Linked DNA regions of Mus musculus: region 1 is linked to region 2. Evidence: chromatin loops called from intact Hi-C (ENCODE). Cell type or tissue: heart. All regions are shown on one strand. Each heading gives the region's core, and the rest is flanking DNA. Links, peaks and the distances in the headings are about the cores only.

Region 1 (8,339 bases), core at 262-8,261, 370 kb before region 2:
AGAGCATGTGTTTCTCTAGCTCTTGCGTTAGCATACCTCTATCTTAAAATGCCGCCTTTATCAAAATGACCTCATGTCTAAACATACAGCATTTCTAGACGTATCTACTCCTACACACTTTAGATTCCTATCTCCTGTAAGCATCTAATCTCTTGGAGAAGACACACTTTGGATGGGGACTGTGCTTTTAGAAGGGTATTTAAGCAAATACGATGAGCTGTTACCACCATCACCAACAAAAGAAGGAATTCCTTCTCCACATGGCTTCTGAGCAGCTTTGACAAGACCCAAGTTAACTGTTCCAGTCTGAGCCAGTATACTTCGAGTCTGCAAGAATACTCACTACTAAGACCATCTGCTGTCAAAACGTCAGGCTCTTCCTGCCCATGAGAATCGGAGATGACTTACCTGTCAAAAGATCTACTTTGCCTCCTAAACTGTTAATCTCCCGGGCTTGACCAAGAAGTGGTCAGATCCTGTGTCTCCCATTAATGCACATCACATAAGTCAATTGTTAGCCCCAAAGATTTTATGCACAGATCCTTCAAAGATCTTAGCAACACATCCTCAGTACAGTGTTTGGAGGATGAAAGCAGGTGTCAGAGTAAAATAAATAAATAAATAAATAAATAAATAATAAATAAATTAATAAATAAATCATAAATCATAAATATAAGAGGAGAAAGATTGAGTAATACCCCACCTCTGCATTAGCATACACACATACATTATATATACATATGTTATATATTACTATACATAATATATATTATACATACACATATAACACACACATATATATTTAACATAATATATAATATATTACATATATTTAATATATATATTAAATGTATCCTATCTTGCACATGTACACACACACACGTGTGCATGTGCACATACACACATACATCACACAGCTTATGTGATGTTGGGCAAGCTATCAAAGACTCAGGGCTCTTTCCTCTCCTTGTGAGTGACATGTGTTTGACATTTATCAGTCTAGTGTGACCACAGCAGAAGTCAGCACCCAGAACACTGGGCAAGCAGTACTGACGGCTAGTGTAATCACCATCATTATCGCAGATGTCATTCCTTCTATGACTGAAGTAATGATCACTGCCACAAGTTTTCTACCCAAAACTATGCCAGGAACTAGACTATCTTTTTTTTTTTTTAATTCAGTTTCAAGGTCAGCATACAAAATGACAGGTTTCACCATGGAATTTCCACACATCGTATTTTTTTCCCTATGTATGTACTTTTTAAAAATTTTTTTTAAATTTTTTATTAGATATTTTCTTTATTTACATTTCAAATGTTATCCCGTTTCCTAGTTTCCCCTCCAAAAATCCCCTATCCCTCCCCCTTCCCCACTCCCCATGCTCCCCAACCCTCCTCCTCCCATTCCTGGTCCTGGCATTCTTCTATACTGGGGCCTAGAGCCTTCACAGGACCAAGGGCTTCTCCTCCCATTGATGACCGACTAGGCCATTCTCTGCTACAGAGAATACAGCTAGAGCCACATGCTCCACCATATGTTTTCTTTGATTGGTGGTATAGTTCTAAGAAGCTCTATGGGTACTGGTTAGTTCATACTGATGTTTCTCCTATGGGGCTTCAGCTTCCTGGGTATTTCTCTGGCTCTTCATTGGGGATCTTGCGCTCCGTCCAATAGATGACTGTGAGCATCCACTTCTATATTTGCCCGGCACTGGCATAGCCTCGCAGGAGACAGCTATATCAGGTTCCTGTCAGCAGGCTCTTGTTGGCATCTGCCTAGCACACACCATATTCTATCAACTTCTCCTTGTTCATCCTCCACTCTTGGGACCCCTCTCTTGCTATTCATTAGTCTATGAAGCCCTATATTTCTTTTTACTTTTATTTTATTTTTTATTTTTTGATCCTTCCATTTGTGTGTGTGTGTGTGTGTGTGTGTGTGTATGTGGTGTGTGTTCATTTGTATACACAGAGGCCATAGGGTGCCCTACCTATCACTCTCTGCTTTCCTTCATGCCCTCCCCCACACAGTGCTGAGTAACGGGCACAGAAGTGCAGCTTCTTATGTTGGTGCTAGGAGTCTGAGCTCAGGTTCCCCTGCTTGCACACACTGCAGGTGCTCTTACCTGCTGAGCTGTCTCCCAAGTCCTGCCCCAGGTTTTAAATGAGTGGACCTCTAAGCCAACAGTGGGGCACTCATTGTCATTAGTAAGAATGCTTCTCCGAGCTAGTGGGAAGTTACAGAAACAAAGCACATAGCTTAACACTCCTTTCTTAGAGTGGTGGGGAAAGCCTGAGCTACTTTCACAGTTTTATCTGCCATTTGAGTGGGGAACAAGATTAAAGTTCTGGCCCGCACACTTAGCACAACCGGTAATCGTGTGAGTGCGAAAAAATAAATAAATAGAACCAGGGGAAGCGGGATGTGTGGCTGCACGTGACAGCCTGTAACCCTACCTGGGATTTCAGTGTCCCCCAGGATTATCAGCGACAGATAGGAAATACAACACACCTCTCACTAGATGTGAAGGTTTACTGTGGCTCCTTTAAATACAGGACACGTGGCAGGCACGATCATTTGTAAGCTTGTCTGCCAGGATATCTAGCAGCCCATCAGTGTTCACTGATCGACAGGTAATCTGAACAGGTGAATTAGCAGACAGGGAATGGCGAGGGTGCTTGGCAGTCAAGGAGGGAACAGATTTGCCTGCCTCCAAGTGGATGTTGGGTCTGCTTCCCATTAATGAACAAGGACTCTTTTGTATTGTTTGTTGAAGTGTTGGACATATGGTGTTGACCTCTGTTGGGGCCTGCAGTAGCTCCCGCCCAGACCTGGCTTCCTGTAGTACTCCTTCAGCACTTTCCAAAGAACCTTCCAGCACTAGTGCTATATAGCTTTAGGATTCCATCAACCACAGCTGTGTACCAACAGGCATTTGAGGAAAATGTCAAAATTGAATGCACTTTATTTGTTTTTGTTTTCTCCCCATAAGACTTGCGGTGTAATCCAGGGGACTAGAAAGTAAATAATAGGTCTCTCTAGCCAAGAAGTCATCTCAGTGTCATTTTTAGAATTTGTATCTACTTACACACATCTGGAAGAAAGAGTCCAGCTCAGAATCCACAGCTTGGTGACTTCTGAACACCACTGAACACCACTCTGTTACAGGTACCAGCTCAGTTCAGTAAAAGCATTGGCAGCATTTCCAGAAGTCTCCAGATTCTCCGTGGCTCCTTCTCAGCCCTGGCCCCTCTAATCGCTGTCTTGCTCTGTATTCCATACAACTTGGATTGGTTTTGCTTTGCCACGTTTGAATCCAGTCAAGCAAATGCAATTGTCTCAGATGTCCAATGGACGTTTATCAAATAAGTACACAGTCACCTTCAAGTAAGTACTAATTTTTAGTACATTCAGAAATATAAGCACTATTTCCAGTGCTAAGTGGTGCGTCCAGGACCTAGTGTGTGTCAGGTAAGCCCTGGGCCACGAACAACCACGCCCAGCCCCAGCCTGTACTTTTTACATGTGATGCCCTTTCCCTTCCTCTATGTAATAAAAATGAAGTACAAAGATATTAATTGGAAAATCAAACTTTCTCTCTCTCTCAACTTCCCTTTCCTTAAATGTAATTTCCATGAGCAATTTGGGTTTTATTTTTTAAAACCTTTCAGGACAATGTCAATGCCATTTTCTAGAATTTTTATTTCTTCATTTCTGCACTCTCCTCCTTCTCCTCTCTGTTACTATGCCACCCTAGGCCATTTTTATGTATGGTCATACTCTTTGTTATGTTCTTTGTATCATTTCCCCACAAACCACTGTGTTAAAAGTATTTCCAGCAGAGGTTGAAAGACGGCAGGGATAGGCATTTTATACTTTGTGATCAAACAATATTTATTGATGAAAGAAGGCCAGAAGGAAAGGCAGCTTTCCCTTTGTAATAAGGTAAGTAAATTCTCCTGCTTCCTTTCTGTTTCTCCAGGGCTCCAGGTCTTCTACAGCAGGACTGAGTGAGAAAATTCTCTCGCCCATGAGAAAATCCTCTGGGCTCACACTCCAGGAACCCAAGCCCCATCAGGACTAATTATACAAGCAAAAAGCCTTTTCCTGAACTATGGTATTTGTTAGTCTGCTGATTCATTATTAGTTAATGTTTTCTTTGCTAACAAGTTTTTTTTAAAGATGAAAACCTCTCTTTCCACATCAAAATATCTAGACATCATCTAAACATTCTTTAGCAAGCTGGTTTAATCTTATTTTTCTTTAGCAGAGGAAATTGCCATCTCGAGAGGCATTTTCTAGTATTGCAGACTCTAACCCTACAACTTTGTTTCTGTCTAAACAGAGATTTTTCCAATAGGTGGCACTAGTGTGTTTAGACAGAATTAATATGTCCCTAGTGGAAGACGCTGTGAAGTTCAAATAGCTACAATTACCCTTTAGCAACACATTTTTTTTTTCACATACTCAGAGGTTGCCTCGGCTTTTCAGCACCTCAAAGTGGGCTGCAAGATTCCCATACTAGCATTTCAGATGCTGGCCTTGTGCCTACTGGATAAGAAAGACCTGGGCTCAACCCCCAGCAACAAGTAAGAAAATGGCTGCATGTGTTTGCATGTATCTGTGACTTTGGTTCTGGGACAGCAAAAGCAGGAGACTCTTGGGAGCACACTGGCCAGGCAGGCTAGCAAGCACTGGGTTCAATGGGAGACCTTGTTTCAAGAGATTAGATGGAAAGCCATTTAGGCAGACACCAGACATCAACCTCTGTCTTCCATAAGCATAAGAACATAGCCACACAGATACACGTGCACACAGAGACAGATACAGAAAGACATATGCATACATACACAGAGAAACACACACAAACAGATGCACACACAGAGACACACACATACAAGCAGATACATACACACACACACACACACACACACACACACACACTCCATTGGTAAAATGAATTTAAATATACTAGCTTAAATGCTTCAAATCACATATCACCCTTGAGTTTTAGATCCAATCTTATTTTGTAGCATTTTAAAAACATCTCTCAGACATATTTAAAAAACACTTTTCCACATCCCCATGTCTTGAAGAAAAGTCAGTGTGTCTAATTCAAAATAACTTTATGAAATGTTTTCAGTATAAAAGTGGCATTAGATAATTAGGCAAACTTGGAAAATTATAAAAGTGGATAAATTCTCACCATGGTAGAGATTTGCAATAGTGTACAGAGCCTAACACTGGCAGAATGTGAATAGTATTTTATTACAAGAGAGAGAAATAGAGAGATAAATGAAATAGGGCTGCCTTACACTGATGGAGTCAAGGGACAAACAACACTTTACAAGTCCACTTACATTGCTGGGAATTTTACATGGAGTAGAGGACTGTACTACACCGCATCCAAGGTACTTTCCTAAACTCAAACCCTCCATCCATCAGCTGTTTTGTTGAGTGTATACCATTGAGAAGATGTTGTGCCAGTGTTTTGTTGAGTGTATACCATTGAGATGTGCCAGGTACTGCGATTTATACCATTGAGCACAAGCAGCAGGAACAAGGCGTGGTACAGTGAATCCAATAATTCATTACTTGTTCACAAACATAATGAGAGGTTATTGTGAGATTTCCATGAGAGAGCAGATGGTGTTCTGGTATAGGGAACAGGGCTGGGAGTTTTAATCATTAAAAGACAACCAACCAGGCAAGTGGAGGAAGAGGAAGTGGAAAGACTTTTGGTAGGAAAGAGGTCCATATTGTTTAGGAGAAGAGCACGGTTATGAGAGTGGTAACGGGTCCAGGACTAGCACCAGTCAGACCAGAAATTGATTGGATCCTGCTGTCGATTATCAACACACTTAGCTGAGGTTTTGTGTTTTAATTCAAACTAAGGTGGGATGCCTGGTATGGTAGTGCACACCTGTAGTCCTGGCACTGGGAGGTAGAAAGAAAGGACTCAGGAGCTCAGTGTCATCTTTGGTTATATAGCATGTCTGAGGTCAATCTGGACTATACAAGACCCTGTTTTTTAAAAAGCAGGATGGATAGGATTCCATCAAGGAACTTTAAGCTAGGAATGCATGATGTTAATATCAGGCTTCTGTACTGAAGCTGAACTGGGTGATTTGAAGGGAGGATGGAGATGGAGATTCTATTGAAGTAGGTCAGGCATGAAAGGATGATCATGACCACTGTCATGGGAGCATGGTGCTTTAAAACAGCATCAGTAGAAACGGATGCAATTAAATGGGGAGAGGACAGTACAAAGAATGGCTTCCTACTCAAGGCTGTTGAACCAAGTTCTTGGTCTTTATATTAAACTTCAGAAAATAAGCTCTACTTGATCAATAGGTATGCATCCATTTCTTAGATTTCAAGTTAGTCTCTGTTCTAGGCACCTCTCCATCTTTGACTTTATTGAAATCTTCCCTGTGCATCTTTTCCCAGCTGACCCTGTTCACATATCCATCATGCCAGGTTGATCTCTTCCCAGTTCTCCTACAGTTGCCCTTCTGTGTCCTTCATGAAACAGGGAGATGGGCATTACCACATGCCCTTGGTACAATGTGCCGTCCTAGCAGAGGCTCTATTGTTAGCCCTTAGCCAGAATTATGTAAATTACACATTTCAGTCCTTAGAATGTCTCCTCCATAGGAAGAAAGCAGTGTAGAAGTAGAAGTCTCCCAGGACCTGAAGACCAACAGAACAATGGCTTGGGAGACATCTCTTTGTGAAAGCAAGAGTTGGTACCCTAGTCACTATAAAGGTTGAGTCAAGACTAGAGCTAACAATTATTTGGATCCAGGCAGGTTATGGTTTTTGATGAAGTTACCAGAATCCTAAAATGGGAAAATTTCCTGTGAAAATTTGAGTTTGTGACTTCTTTTAGAACAGTGGTTTCTCAACCTTCCTAATGCTGTAACCCTTTAATACAGTTCCTTGGGTTGTGGTGACCACCAACCCTAAAATTATTTTATTGCTACTTCATAACTGTAATTTTACTACTGCTGGATTCATAACGAAATATCTAACGTGTAACCCCAAAGGGGTTGTGACCCACAGGTTGAGGACCATTATTTTAGAAAAATAACTAGATTTCCACAGGGCAGCAGTCTGTAACAGCTCAATAAAGACTGCTGTTTATATGGTGCATATAGTCTTCATCTTGTCACTGTTCCCTACAGTCCCCATTACATGCCTGAAGCTGTGGCTCCAGGGCACTGGCCAGATGTCACTGTGATTTCTCTGTTTGCATGAGTCTGCTTTCATGTATAATGAAAAAGAAAAATGAAGTGAGTCAAGAAGCTTGTGGTCAGATTGTTGGGTTTCAAATTCTGGGGTACCCTCCTAACAGATTTGGCAGATAAGACATAGGAAACCCAGTTAAATTAGAACTTAGAGGAACAATGTATAATTTCTTTGCTTTAAATATGTCCTGTTTGCTGTAGTCTGCTAAACCTGGTAACGTTGCTTGGTCCTTTCTGTGCGACTCCAGGCAAATTTCTTAACTTTTCTGTGTCTCTGTTTCCTCCCCTAGAAACTGAAGACAATACGGGGATATTGTGAGGACAGAATGGACATTAGCCACCGTCTCTGTGGATGTTTAAAGAAACTTGGGATGCAGCATATTTCTTGGCACAGGATGGGGCATGTTTTCACATTTGATAAAGCAAGAGACTTGTCTTGAAGTATACAACTCAAAATGATAAAAATTGAATCATTTATATTAGAAGTCACTCCAGACAAACTTCCAAAATCAAAATGATATGCCAATAAACATTTATTTCTCTCTCATATTTGTGAAGGGTCATCTCCCCCATATATAGAAGCTGTGGCTTTTGAAGTCACCACTGCAAGCAGAGGAAGGCAATTAAGGAGCACTAATAGCAACTTCACTGCTGCCATAGAAATGATAATGGCAGCTTGTGAACCAGTTGACCAGAATCAGTCACTCGGGTGATGATCCAAGCCTAGGAGTGTGGGAGACTCGAGATGGGGACAATCTCAGAACACATTATTAGCTCAAAGTCAAAATACCCACTGTTCACTTGAGTACTTTCCTAAGCCAGCAAGACACAGCCAGAAGATCCTCAATATTAGAACCACAGAAGGACCCCTGTTTGTAGGCAGGAAGGTTGTTCTTTGTTGTGTTGATTACAGACTTGGAGACCTAGAAACAGTCTAAAGTCAAGCAGAGAAGAAAAGGCAAGAGTAGGGTGTGCATATTCTGATAAGGGACCGTTGGGCAGAAGGCGTGATGAGGGTGTTTGGTTTTGTTTGTTTTCTTATTTAATCTAAAGCACATACACTAAATCTCATTTTTCATGTCAGAGTC
Region 2 (8,339 bases), core at 63-8,062:
AGACACTGAGCTGGGCTTGGAGGTCAGTCTCCCTCAGCTTTGCCACTACCCAGCTCAGCAGAGGCCAGAGACAGATGGGAGCAGTTACAGCGTCACAGATGACCAACAGACTGCAGCCTCCTTAAAGTGGAGGTTTTGTAGGGGGGAGGGGTTCCACCTCTGCTTACAGGCAGACTTGTGAGTAGGGCAGGTTGTGTTCCAGGGACAACAGGTGACAGGATAAGCAGGAGCTCCCAGCAGCAGCGAGTACATAAAGGGCATATTCAAGGGAAAACGTTCAGGGGATCAGCCAGGGGCAATCCAGGACAAGTGGACCTCCCCTCTGCCCTGCAGCTTCTGGGCTAACCCCAGTCTGCCCTCCAGCGTGGCTCCCTACCATCTCCTCTGAGATAGCATCAGGTTCCTTGGTGGGAGGGGCTGCTGGGAGTTATGTAGACTTGATAGGCTTAGTGTGTGTGCAGGGCAGGGGGCACAGACAGTGGTGGCTCTATCTGGCACTGCCACAGAGGAAGTAGGCTGAGCCACCTGCCCAGAAAGGGACCAGTAGTTTTCATTTGTCTCTTGGTCCAATCACTTGCTCACTAGAGGGGCTGGAGTTGCTGTATGCTCAGGGGTGGCCACTGCTGCTGGGAACATGCTGTTCAGTGCTGCCCTGGACAAGGTGACCAGAGTCCAAGACTGGAGACTCAGAAGACGAGCCAAAAATCCAAGCTACCTTTCAGCACCAAGGCTGGGTCAGAACAAACACACACCCTTGGCCTGTTTTGCTGTCTTTCCTCTGGCACTGCTTAGTTATAGTCAAGTGTGTGCCATGACCTGGACAGGGAAGGCCGCTCTTGCATCATCTACCCAGCAGCATGCGGTGGCCACAGCGGGGCACTGCCTCATCCAGTGTGTCCTTTCTTGTCACCACTTTCTCGACACTGGCAAATGGGCTGCAGCCCCACAACAGTATAGTCAGGGGCCCAGCTAAGTCACCACACAATCTGGCAGCTGGCCTTCAGGATGTCAAAAGTCACTGTCACCAGCTGCTGCCTCGTGAGCGCAGCCACTGCTTTCCTAAGAGGCTTCTCAAATAATGCATATGGGGCACACAACCCATGTCCCTCCTCATTCCATCTTTGTTCAGTGTCAAATTCGTACCCAAATTAACAACTAATATGTTCTTATTCCTCACGCGGGGTCAGCCATGAACAGCAGACTCACTCCGGAAGCTAGCACCATGCCTTTCCTATGTCTGACACATCTAGAGTCAGTAAGTCCTGTCTGTTAGATCCAATCTGCACCTCCGACCATCAGAGCAGACATTGAGTGAAAGCACCCAGCCACCACTTTGAAGCATCCAGCTGGAAAACTCAAACAGACATGGAGTTTGCTCTCTGGCAAAAGCATCACCATGTTTCCCGGACCATCAGCTGAAATTTAAAATGCCAAAGTTACACAAAAATAGTGATCAGTGATGTACCCTGGCATGGGGGTGAGCGGGGCGGCTATGCCAGGTAAAGAGGCCAGGAGGGCACAGTGCTGCTGCTCCCAATGCCAGCCATCCCAGCTCCAGGTGGAGGCACGTCCACACAGCATGTCCAGACCGTTCCGTAGAGAAAACCCTTCCGCTTTTCTAACAACTCAGCATAGACACAGCTCCAGCACCACCGTATGGTGAACCAGTGTGCAGGGACGGCTTTTTAGGACTTAAAGCAAGACATTTGGAGGCATGTGGGGCTGGAGAGATGCTTCATTAGCATGCTTGCAGGGCAAGCTTAACCCAAGCTCAGATCCTCAGCACCACAGAAAGCCAGGTGCAGTGGTCCTCACTTGCAACCCAGCGACGGGGAAGGGAACAGGTCGGTCCTCGGGTCCTACTATAGTCAAAATGGTGAGCTCCGGGTTCAGTAAGAGACTGTTTCAAGTGTGACTGAGGAAGACATCCAACTGAAAACTCTATCCTCTATCCTCTATGGCTACACTAGTGGGCACACACACCCATCTGCATACCACATGCAAAAAAATGTGAGGTACTTAGCAACCAAACAGTAATGGCCACCCAAGGCTGAGCACTGTGGAGCAGACAGCGCAGTGATGAGCTGGGTAACGCTTTAGAGAAAAACAGACTGCATATAAGATGATGGTGCATCTGAAACCCACGATCTCTCCATTTCTGTATCTCCAGACACACTAATATCTACTGCTCTTCCAACTGTCCATGATCTTCTGGGTATCACCTGCTGCACTTGCAGCCAGGAGCCCGATTCCACAGGTCTGTAGGTGACACCATCTACATTTGTGTAAGCACATGATGTTTTTTTTTTTTTTTTTTTTTGGTTTTTGAGACATGGTTTCTCTGTGTAGCCCTGGCTGTCCTGGAACTCACTTTGTAGACCAGGCTGGCCTCGAACTCAGAAATCCGCCTGCCTCTGCCTCCCGAGTGCTGGGATTAAAGGCGTGCGCCACCACATGATGTTTTAAGTGACAAAATTACCCACTAACAACGCCCATGGTGCAGAGCGCAGGCCCATCATAAGGCACGGCTGCCAGTGGTTCCTACTCAAGCCCCAAATGCTTTCTTCTAATTCACTGGCAGTCTGCACTGCGTAGGTGGGAGCTTATTTGTACCAATGCTGCAGCCAAAATACGACACACATTTGCATGTCATCCAGTGTCAAGGACAAGACCGAGAACCATGTGGCTAGAATGGTATGTCGCCGAGTGTGCCATCTTACATATGCAACCTAAGAAAAGGCAAAGGCGAAGTGTTCATCCACAGCAAGCATAGGGACCTGAGAAAGAGCCAATGAAGAAGAGGCAAGGCAGCCGAGGGCTCGCTTTGTCCTTACCCGGCTAGTCCCTGTGAGCGCCACACCCCGTGCATGGCAGAGAGCACGTTCCCCACAGCAGTGCTGGAACCCGCCTAGGGAAGATAAGGAAGGGAGAGAGGGCCGTTACCTTCTGGTTCTCTGAGCAGACTCCCCTCACCTTCATCCAAGGCTTGCCCTGGGGTTAGCTTGGAAATCTTGCCTACATTTAGACATACAGACAAATACTTGGGGATGGGGGCGGGGGGGGGGCAGCTTCTCATAGCTCACCTAGAAACTAATGGTAACTATTCAACAGGAAGCCCGATGGGGGTGGCACTTCTACGTTTGCATGGGTCTATCTTTAAAATGACCCCGTCATCAGGGTTGGTCCTCTGTACTCTGAGAGTATACTCGGTCCAGGGATGTTACTGGAATTCCTTAAAGCTCAGCTCAGAGCTTGTTTTGTTGTTTGGTTTTCCTTTTAACAACATGGACAACTGTCTTCAGTGGTCACCGCGACCCATGGCCTGAGTTCTGACTCTGCAGATCAGCTGCCTCAGAACATGAAGCCTGTCAGCCTCTCTCAAGGCTTAGATCTGAAAACAGCAAGAGCAAGCAGGGGCCCTCAGATGTGCCGCTCCCACGGCACAGCTGGGAGAGTGCTGGAGAAATGGAAGCGTGCTACACACAGATCCATCACAGTGACAGCTGCCAACATGCGGTGGCGATGACAGAGCCGCTCTTCCAAAGTCAGGGTTATTAATGGTCCGGCAGGTTCTCCGATGCTTCCACCCCCATACCCTCCGCTAACAGACACGGCATAGAACCTGCATTATCTGATACCCACCTTTGCCAGCATGATCCTTGTCTTAGCCACGTCCAGAGGTGTAGTCACTGCAGCTGCAAAGCCACCTGTGTGTAAGACCCAGCAGTCAGTGACATGTCCAGACTCGACAGTAACCTACACGTCTACACATAACTGCGCCGAGTACACATAACTGTCAGAATAACTTGCCATCGTGTCTACATGACGGCGTTGAGAGCAGGATACACGTGAACAAGTTCATCTCCCTATTTCACATCTTTTGCCGTACTGGAGAAAGAAGGTGAAGGGTACTCAGGCTGAGGAGTGAGGCCCTGCGACTCACCTTGCTCTCCCACCGCCTGGTACACTAATCCAAATGTGTACATGACACATGTCAATGGCCAGATGTGGATTTTCGGGGAGAGAAGCACATGGCTCCCAGGGCTTTGGGGAATCGCACCTTCCTGCAGGCTACCTGTCTTAAAGCACCAGGACGCTTTGGTGCTCCTGTTCTGATGAGACAGATGGGCAGGCTCCGTCCTGTGTGTCACAGGGGCTTCTGTATAACCAGCCAAGCTCTTCATGATACAAGACTATGTTTTCTTTATTTCCGTATAGCCTCTGCATCACCCCTTGCCCTGGCGTGCATTTGGCCTCCGCACTCTCACTAGGTTTTCCTCATCTAATTTCTGTGATGTCAAACTGTCCATAGATTTTTAACAGTGTTCATATCTGTGGACACAGAATCCAAAACTCTTATTGCTAATGTAAACTACAGTTTGTGGTCTGACATGATTTTGTTTGCTTAAGACAAGGCCTTCAGACTATGTACTTGGAGCTAGCCTGAAAATTGCTATGTAGATCAGGCTGGTCTCGAACCCACAGAACTAGCTTTCACCCCCACCCACCTGGGATTAAAGGCATGTGACACCACCATACCAAGCTTGATGTCAATATTTTCTTCATTTGGTACAACAATGCAGTTGAAACCCTGAAAGGCCAGAAGAATGGAGAAATAACACCCCCCCCCCCCACACACACACCCTAAAGGGCTTTCAGGAGGTTCAGCTCCTAGGAGCTGCCGATGAGCAGCTGTTTGGGGGGGGGGGGTTTGCACAGAGGCTCTAGAAATAGCTCCAGGCGCCCCCTGCTGTGGTGTGTGAGCAAAAAGGGCATTTGACCTCTGACAAATATCTTTCTAAATACGGGGCTGAAATGAAGTTGTTACAGTGACCCTGGCTGCGGTGACATCTGTTCTGACAGTTGTGGGAAGGCCAGGCCTGCCCACTCCTTGTTTATGTTCTATTTTCAGTTACCCACAATTGGCCCACATCTTAGGCCTGTCAGTGCCCCCTTTGTCTAGAACCTCTTACTTTTTGTCCTTTTAGACAGTTTGTGAGCCACCGAGATGGCTTGCAAGTTCAGAGCATTTGCCATGAAGCTACGTGGAGGAAGAAGGAAGCTAACCCTCACCTGCCCTGACTCCCCAAGCTTCCATGGCACACACGTGCCTTCACCCCCACCCACCACACACTACACAGACAGATCTTACAACAGTCAAAAACTGAGGTCCGCTCAGAGGTCCAGCTTTGGCCCTGGTCCCTGATGCCTCAAAGGCTCACCTGTAAAGTGCAGGCAACCGTGGGGCAGATTCTCGTCACTAAAGAGTCCCTACAGTGTCTAGAAGAGGAGTAACCCACAGCAGTGCTAATAGGTAGGACCTCCAGTCTCGGCGGGCACTGTGCTCATTAGCTCTTTGATAACTTGATACAAGCTGGAGTCATCTGGAACATTACTTGAGGAGTGGCCTGTAAGCAAGTCTGATTCGTGTGTGAGGGCCCAGCCTACTGTGGGCAGTGCCACCCCTTGCCAGGTGGTCCTAGGTTGTAGGAAAGGGCGGGCTGAGCAAGGCATGTCGGGCAAGCCTATACAGTGTCCCTCCACGGACTCTGCTTCCTTCCCTGCTTTGAGTTCCATTCCTGACTTCAGAAAAAGATACAAGCTGAACTAAACCCCTTCTTCCCACGTTTAGTTTTGGTGTTTATCACAGCAACAGGACGCAAGCTAAGACATGGGTAGAGAGAATGGGTGATTTTTCTTCCCATCTCTAATCTAGTGCACATAGTAGGCACTCAATATGCGTAGTTATATCTCCAGACAAGTCTACAGTTTTTACAAACTAAGCATGTAAGGTGACCCTGTAAGACGCAGGGAAGGGCTGGCACTAGTGCCACCCTCGCTTACTTGCCAGGCTCTCCAGATTGATGCCAGCACCATCGCTGGTGTCTACTGCTGCCACACAGCAGCCGTATGGAGCTGGGAACAAGGCTGCAAATATGCTAGCCCCTAAAATGATCTCGCCACACCCAAGGACTCTGGTACAACAACACACTAAAATAAGTCTGAGCATTAAACTTTATTCTTTTATGTAAAAATATTCACAAGCTGCCCTAAATCAACTCATAAAGCTGACAGAGAACATTTAATAAATTTGGTTAACTCAAGCCGAACCTGCCCTGGCCACAGACAGGTTAACCATCCTTCCCTGTGGACACCTGGATATTCTCCAGAGATGTGGGCTCCGTGAAAGTAGTGTGGAAGAAAGATGAACTCAAAACATTTTTTAGCTTTGATAGGCCCTGATTTTACTACCACACTGAGATCTGTACTTTATGGAAGGCATTAATAAATCAATTTAAAGGCCCTCAAACGCTGGGCTACTTTAACTCACACAGGGCACAGTTTTGTATCTTTAACATTTAGATTAAAAAGTAGTATTATTAGAGGATAAATGTAAGGAACACACTAGCACACCAGATAGGAAACAACCATTAGGCACAGCAAACACAGACTGTTCTCAAGTGAACCTAGCTCCTGGGGTGTTTACTGAATGTTAAGCTGGGCCATATCCACTGATCTGATTTTCACAGAAAAACTACTTTCTGCCTTGGGGAACAAATGCCCTCTGACAGGCAAAGGAACTCCTTTCTTTCTGACAGCCTGGGGCTATCACCTCAGAGCAGAAGCTAGGAATGTACAGGAGGGCAGTGAGGTGGAGGCCCAAGCTCAGCCCCGGCAGCCTGGCTTCTCTCTGCTCCTGGATCCTCGTAGCTGATGCTTTCAGGAGCAAGACCTCCTTCCTGCACCCCTCACACTTAGTCTGCAAGCACGGCTCCACAGTGTGGCTGTGTGACCCAGCCTGTGCCAAGCTCTCACCTCTGTCACACACTGAATCCTGCATTCCGTGCTACCACGCTAGGATGAGAGAGCTGCCTCTCCCTCATTTCTTCTCTCTTAAGAGAATGTAAGAAGTTTCTACTGTAAGAAACTGATCAAAAGATACTGGAATGCCATAATGGGAGGAAGTATACCATATCAATACTCAACATCACTGTTTTAAGAGTCAGGGCCTGGAGTGAGGAGCTGGCAAGGTCTTTCTTTTTCCTTACTTTAACCCTGACCAAAAGCCAGGGGAATGTCTAAGCATGACAAGCCATCAACACCTCCAATCTCAAGAGACAGTTTGGGTATTTGTGCCAAGTCGTTTATGAAACAAGCAGGAGCAAGGAGCAGGCCGAGGATGGCAGAGCACGGTTCTTGGCGATGGCCACGCACGCCAGGGTAAACTTGGAAAACACAAATGCAGAAGAAATCTGATCTGATGGCGGGCGAGTTTGATCCTGAGGAGAAGGGAGTCCATAGGCAGTGTGTGGGTGTCTGGACAGGACTGTGGATAGCAGGCCGTTCTTCATCTCCCCGGCCGTACAAGACAGGGCTGCAATCTGTCCGCTCTTGCAGAACTCCAATTTACTCAATTTGGACTATTTTCAAATTACGTTTATCCTGCAGCAATGTTTTCAAAATACTCATCTTGTTTCTCTAGACTAACATTTATACCAAGTAACCCCCCCCCAATAAACAAAAACATATTTGTTTTTTAATGTATAAAGATCTGTTAACATTTCCCACGCAGGTCCTAAATGCTTCTCTTTGGCAGAATCTCATCTGAAAACAGTGAGGTGGCCGGGGAGAACGTTTACAGCCTTTAATAGGAAAGCACACTGCACAGTGACTTCAGATCCTGACATCTTCCAGTGCCATTCAAGAGAGAGCAGCTTGCCATGTGGGGGAAGGGAGTGCTGCTTTTTCTTGCTGGGAGAGTGAGGAGTCCTTACTGCTGGTCAGCCTTACAGATCACCAAGGGCCAACACACATTATAGCACTGCATCCCTTCAGGGAGGAGTGAGTATTGCTATGCTACGGATCAGAGAACTGGTGCTCAGAGAGCCCAACATCTTCTCCAGGAACTGGGGCCAAACCAGAGACTCAGCCACTTGTCAGACAGAAAGCCCAGCCTAGGTTCCAGACACTATCCCAGCCCAGCCTCACGGCAGCCTTAGTGAACTACCACCTTCTGATGGTAGGTTCTCACTACAGAGGTAGTGTGACAGAAACTGTCCCCTTTGACAAATGTGTCATGCAAAGGGGACTGTATTGAAAGCCATTTCCCAAACACATAGTATCAATGTATCTGCATGTGAATCTCTGCTCTCATGGTGTGGGGTCTCTATCGGAACATGCTTATCCCTTACTTGAAGATGGACAAGTTTTAGAGCAGTGGTTTTCAATGTGAGGGTCGAATGACCCTTCTCAGGGGTCACCTAAGACCATCAGAAAACCACAGATATCCACTTTATATCCATAACAGTAGAAAAATTACAGTTATAAAGTAGCAACAA

The links. Hi-C counts contacts between places; a loop is a spot of excess contacts. Peaks named below come from ENCODE experiments on the same cell type or tissue, not always from the same donor. Only the 100,000 strongest peaks of a DNase experiment are listed, where the experiment ranks them.
Region 1: it touches region 2 in a loop (6-fold over the local background); 3 of 42 quality-filtered maps call a loop at or near these places.

Annotation. Positions count from the first base shown.
Region 1 is chr6:94,963,294-94,971,632 of GRCm38, reverse strand. No RefSeq gene overlaps it. Among named protein-coding and RNA genes, the nearest start is that of 4930511E03Rik, 24 kb to the right of the region's middle. In heart, for the core only: a CTCF peak has its summit at 4,372 (motif pointing right); no DNase peak of the experiment used is centred there.
Region 2 is chr6:94,593,748-94,602,086 of GRCm38, reverse strand. Slc25a26 (solute carrier family 25 (mitochondrial carrier, phosphate carrier), member 26) reads right to left here. Exons shown (of 10, transcript NM_026255.5): 8 at 3,643-3,707; 9 at 2,835-2,908. Among named protein-coding and RNA genes, the nearest start is that of Mir7041, 8.5 kb to the left of the region's middle. In heart, for the core only: CTCF peaks have their summits at 869 and 4,769 (motif pointing left); DNase peaks (open chromatin) are centred at 736 and 5,846; H3K27ac peaks cover 3,388 bases.